Linked DNA regions of Homo sapiens: region 2 is linked to region 1. The links are chromatin loops, found by intact Hi-C in ENCODE. Cell type or tissue: GM12878. All regions are shown on one strand. Links, peaks and the distances in the headings refer to the core of each region. The heading gives the core; the rest is flanking DNA.

The links. A loop is a pair of places that touch in the nucleus more often than their neighbours do. Peaks named below come from ENCODE experiments on the same cell type or tissue, not always from the same donor. Only the 100,000 strongest peaks of a DNase experiment are listed, where the experiment ranks them.
Region 2: a loop joins it to region 1, with 5 times the contacts of the local background. A loop is called at or near these places in 1 of 110 quality-filtered maps.

What each region holds. Positions count from the first base shown.
Region 1 is chrX:2,173,616-2,176,526 of GRCh38, forward strand. No RefSeq gene overlaps it. Among named protein-coding and RNA genes, the nearest start is that of DHRSX, 330 kb to the right of the region's middle. In GM12878, for the core only: no CTCF peak of the experiment used is centred there; a DNase peak (open chromatin) is centred at 1,246; H3K27ac peaks cover 599 bases.
Region 2 is chrX:2,231,959-2,234,869 of GRCh38, forward strand. All of the region lies in intron 6 of DHRSX (dehydrogenase/reductase X-linked), which reads right to left. Among named protein-coding and RNA genes, the nearest start is that of DHRSX, 270 kb to the right of the region's middle. In GM12878, for the core only: a CTCF peak has its summit at 1,530; a DNase peak (open chromatin) is centred at 1,303; H3K27ac peaks cover 975 bases.

The DNA.
Region 1 (2,911 bases), core at 106-2,605:
ACACGTGCAGGTTTGTTGTAGGTCAATTTGTGTCACCGCAGTTTGTTGTACAGATGATTCCATCACCCAGGTATTAAGCCCAGTACCAATAGTTATCTTTTCTGCCCCTCTCCCTCCTCCCACCCTCCACCCTCAAGTAGAGGTGTCTCTTGCTCCCTTCTTTGTGTTCATGAGTTCTCCTCATTTAGCTCCCACTTATTTATTTTTTTATTTTTTTGAGACGGAGTGTCACCCTGTCGCCCAGGCTGGAGTGCAATGGCGTGATCTTGGCTCACTGCAACGTCCGCCTCCCGGGTTCAAATGATTCTTCTGCCTCAGCCTCCCCAGTAGCTGGGATTACAGGTGCCTGCCACCACGCCCGGCTAATTTTTGTATTTTTAGTAGAGATAGGGTTTCACCATGTTGGCCAAGCTGCTCTCAAACTCCTGACCTCGTGATCCACCTGCCTCGGCCTCCCAAAATGCTGGGATTACAGGCCTGAGTGACCGCGCCCGGCCTAGCTCCCACTTATAAGTGACAAAGTGCAGTATTTGATTTTCTGTTACTGCATTAGTTTGCTAAGGGTGATGGCCTCGAGCTCCATCCATATTCCTGTAAAAGACATGATCTCATTCCTTTTTCACAGTTGCATACTATTCCATGCATGCCTGTAATTCCCAAGCATGTAGAAATATTACAACACGATCCAGCGGCATAAAATGTGGTTTGAACCCACCCCCATCCTTTGGTTTTTCTCTTTCCTCCCTTCCCTTAACCTCCTACTTTTAGTTTTTAGCGTGCCTCCTTCTGTTTCTTTTTTATTTTTTTTTTATTGAGACAGAGTCTTGCTCTGTCGCCCAGGCTGCAGTGCAGTGGTGCAATCTCGGCTCACTGCAAGCTCCGCCTCCCGGGTTCACACCATTCTCCTGCCTCAGCCTCTCCGAGTAGCTGGGACCACAGGTGCCCCCAACCGCGCCGGGTTTTTTTTTTTTGTTTTTTTTTTTTTTGTATTTTTAGTAGAGACGGGGTTTCACCGTGGTCTCGATCTCCTGACCTCGTGATCCGCCCGCCTCGGCCTCCCAAAGTGCTGGGATTACAAGCGTGAGCCACCGCGCCCGGCCTGTTTCTTGTATGCTAAGGTTTGCATTACAGCTGGGAAAGTGGAGAAGAGACAATGTTTCTCCTCCAACCGAGTAAACAAAATTACGGGGATTAGAATGTGCCTGCTAAGAGCTCAGTAAACGTCATCTAGTGGTTACTAAGTGACCAAACAGGAAGCTGGGTGTTCATGCAGTCATGCCTGGATTCACTCACACTGCAGCCGCTGGTAGGGACAGACACAGCAGGGTTGGGACAGATTTGGTGGAAGAAATCATAAGCTAAAGAGAAACCCTGGCGTGCAAAACAATCCTTCCTGGCCGGGTGCGGTGGCTCACGCCTGTAATCCCAGCACTTTGGGAGGCCGAGGCGGGCGGATCACAAGGTCAGGAGTTCAAGACCAGCCTGCCCAATATGGTAAAACCCCGTCTCTACTAAAAAAAAAAAAAAAAAAAAAAAATCGCCAGGCGTGGTGGCGGATGCCTGTCGTCCCAGCTACTCGGGAGGCTGAGGCAGGAGAATCGCTTGAACCCGGGAAGCGGAGGTTGTAGTGAGCTGAGATCGGCCCACTGCACTCCAGCCTGGGAGACAGAGCAAGACTCTGTCGGAAAAAAAAAACAAAAACAAAAACAAAAAAACCATTCCTTCCTGGTAGCAGGCCTCATTCATCAGCAGCCCATAAAGGACTCTACTGACTTTTTGTCCTAGGTTAACTACAACCTGTGTCCCAGAAACTGCAGAGAGGCTCCCTTCAGGGTTCCCACGCTCATCCACATACACATACACTCACGCATGCACACGGCTATTCACACTCGTGCATACACATATACATATACATTGCAGGTGTGCACAGGTTTTCACACGCATCTGCACACGCACGCATGCAGCTAAAAGCATATGTGCATTTTACACACGCACACATGCATTCACGCACACATGAGGCATTTGCACACGTGCACGGGTGCACTCTGTGGTCTCTGCCCTTCCTCTCGGCACTGCTTCTCCTTCATGGATCCCTTCCTTTTGTGATTTCAAGAAAGCCTCTTTGGAGAAGGTCTTCCACTCCAACACCAACCTGTCAACCAAAATCCTGCCCCGTGTCGGCAGCACGGCCTTTGTAGATTGCATGCTGGGTCCAAATCACATTCTATGTTGTTTTCAGCAGTGCTCCCCTCGATGTGTGCCACAGCCCTCATCAAGAGGAGTCCAGAGCTGTCGTCATCAGCGCTACGATGCTGATCCTGTCTTTGTCCTCTATTCTCCTCTTTGCATACACAGCCAGCTCATCTACCGAAATGAGAACTCTTGTGTGTCAGGGTCTAAGTGTTTCTCCTCTTTGCAGCCCTGCTTCCACTGAAACCCAGGCATACACATGCATGTACAGATACACTCACACCTGCATGTACACACGTGCGTATACATGCATTGCACACATCGATTCACACATAGGTATGTACACCCATGCACATACACACTGCATATATGTGCAGATTTTCACACATACATGAGGCATCTGCACACGTGCACAGGTGCACTCAGTTTTTCACACTCATGCACACGCAGGCACACATGCATGCACACATATGCACATACATCAATAAATGCATAGCCCACACACATATTTACACATGCACGAAGCATTCTCATACCCATGAATACACGTTCATACATGCACACACAAGCATCCACTCAAGTACACATATTCACACATGCATGTACACACATGCACAGAAACACACATACATGATACACATGCAACCCTTTCACAGTGCATGCACGGTGCACACACACATGCACACATTCACACATGCATGTGTGCATTGAACACGCATTT
Region 2 (2,911 bases), core at 100-2,599, 58 kb after region 1:
CTTTCTGCCCTTCTTTCCTTTTCTCTATTCCTCCCTTTTTCCTCCTCCTTCATCTTCTCCTCCTTCTTCCTTCTCCTCCTTTTTCTCTTTCTATCCCTCTGTCTTCCTCCTTTTATTTTTTCTCCTTTTCCTCATCTTCCTTTTTCTCTCTCTCCCTTCCCTTCCTCCTCTTCCCCTTCCTCTTTCTCCTCCTCTCTCTCTGCCCCCTCTATTATCAATTTACAGTATAATCCAGCTTTTCCTAAAAAAAAACTAGACAACCTTCACACTACACCCTTCTGTTTCTAAAAGTCTTCCTCTGAATCGAAATCACTCTTGTTCACTTGTGTGAGGCTGGGGGATTCCTGAATGAACTTGTATCCACTTGTTTTGAAAACAACAACAACTAAAGCAACAGAACTTCCTTTAGGATTCATATAGAGCATTCATATGGAATTACCGAGAACTATCTTCTTTTGTCCACAGCCCCAAAGCTGGGGCTCAATCCCCTGCAGTCCTGGGGTCTGGGGTCCTCACGCTTAGCACTCAAGAGAATGGGCCAGAGAGCTTGTAAAAACAACTGCACCCCTGGTATTTCTAACTCAGTGGATCTTAGGAGGCCCAAGAATCAGCATTTTTTTTTATTTTTTATTATTTATTTATTTATTTGAGATGCCAGGGCTGGAGTGCAGTGGCATGATCTTGGCTCACTGCAACCTCCGCCTCCCAAGTTCAAGCAATTCTCCTGCCTCAGCCTCCCGAGTAGCTGGGATTACAGGTGCCTGCCACTACATCCAGCTAATTTTTTGTATTTTTAGTAGAGACAGGATTTCACCATGTTGGCCAGGCTGGTCTCGAACTCCTGACCTCATGATTCGCCCATGTCAGCCTCCAAAAGTGCTGAGATTACAGGCATGAGCCATCGTGCCCGACCCAAGAATCTGCATTTCTAACGAGCTCCCAGAGGCTGCTGGTCTCAGAGACCACGCTGGGAACCTCACTCATTCTAGCTTCTTATGCAGCTCTGCAAACTATACACCATGGGCAAAATTCAGCCTGTACCTGTTTCTGTACAGGCTACTAGCTAAGAATGGTTTTATACTCTTAAAGTGTTGTTAAGAAAAAGAAAGAAAGAAAGAAAGAAAGAAATATGCCAAAGAGACTAGAGGTGGCCCACGAAGACTAAGACACTTCCTATCTGGCCGACCTCCTGTGTAGAGCAAGGAACTGTGGCTTCGCGGCAGAATTTCATTATCTGCCGCTGTGCAGCTGTGGCTGACAGACGCTGTCTTCCACACATTCTCGGAATGATGAAGTGGGCTTGCTTGGTGACGCCTTGTGCAGGGAAATGAAAGTTGTCTTCTGAATACACAAGACGGTCCTGTAAATCATGCTCCCTGTGGCTTAAATAACACATCCTGTTTTATCTACAGCTTTTTTTTTTTTTTAAATGACAATCTTTAGAGACTGGCAAGAGGACAGAAGATGTATAAATGTGAACCCAAATCCAAGAACGCAGTGTGTTCCCTTTTAACAGACACAAGAGCATCTTTGAAGTTCCAGACGCCCGGCTGGGGGGCGCTGGGGAGACGGTGCAGCACCATTTATGGTAAAATCTGCATCAAGCCACTCTTGAGTCCTGGAGAGTGTTGGAGCTGCAAGCTACAGAAACCATTTCAACTTCATTCAGTCCAATGAATGTTTATTAAATGCTCACCCGTATTTTGCCAGCTCTTGGGGCAAAGGAAGAGAATTTCAGAAATAACCCCTGCTGCCCAGGAGCTTCCAATAGACATGGGCAGTGGGTGGATGGTGAGGCACAAGTGCAGGAAAAAAAAAAGATGAAACACACACAAAATAGAAGATAGAGTTTCAAGTGTACTAAATAGAGCCACAAGCAATATAGTCAGAGAGAGGAATGAATGGCTCATAATTACATAATTACACAGAGCTTTACAGTGGAGAAAATGGTTTCCCATATATTCTGTCGGCAATGTTCACAACACTCTTATGTGATATTATTATCCAGAATTAACAAATTAGAAAAATGAGAGGCATAGCAGGGAAGGAGAGGAGAAGGGAGCTGTTGCAGGAAATAGCCACTGCCTGATTCTTCCAGGGACCCCTCCCTCGTCATCTCCCTTCTTTCTCTGCTTTGCTATCATGAGCCCTGATCCATGCACACAGCTGGATCCATGCACATGCATTCAATATCTCCCTCCCTGCCTTCACCCATGCACACAGCCCTGATCCATGCACACAGCTGGCTCCATACACATGCATTCTGCAGCTGCCTCCCTGCCTGCATCCATGCACACAGCCCTGATCCACGCACACAGCTGGCTCCATGCATGTGCATTCAATATCTCCCTCCCTGCCTTCACCCATGCACACAGCCCTGATCCATGCACATGCATTCAATATTTCCCTCCCTGCCTTCATCCATGCACACAGCCCTGATCCATGCACACAGCCCAGATCCATGCACACAGCTAGACCCACACACACACATTCAGTACCTCCTTCCCTGCCTTCCAGGCACAGAGCCCTGATCCACGCACACAGCTGTTTTAGGTTTTTTGCAGTAGTATTCAGAACAGCAAAGATATGCAATCAACCTAAGTGTCTGTCAGCAGAGGACTGGCTAATATAAAGAAAGTACAGTATAGTATATACACACCATGGAATATTATGCAGTCATATCAAAGAATGAAATCATGTCTTTTGCAGTGACATGGACAAACACTGCACGTTTCCACTTTTTATTTTATTATTTTACTTTTTATTTTTTGAGACGGAGTCTCACTCTGTTGCCCAGGCTGGAGTGCAGTGGCACGATCCCGGCTTACTGCAGTCTCTACCTCCCATGTTCAAGCGATTCTCCTGCCTCAGCTTCCCGAGTAGCTGGGACTACAGGCGTGTGCCACCATGC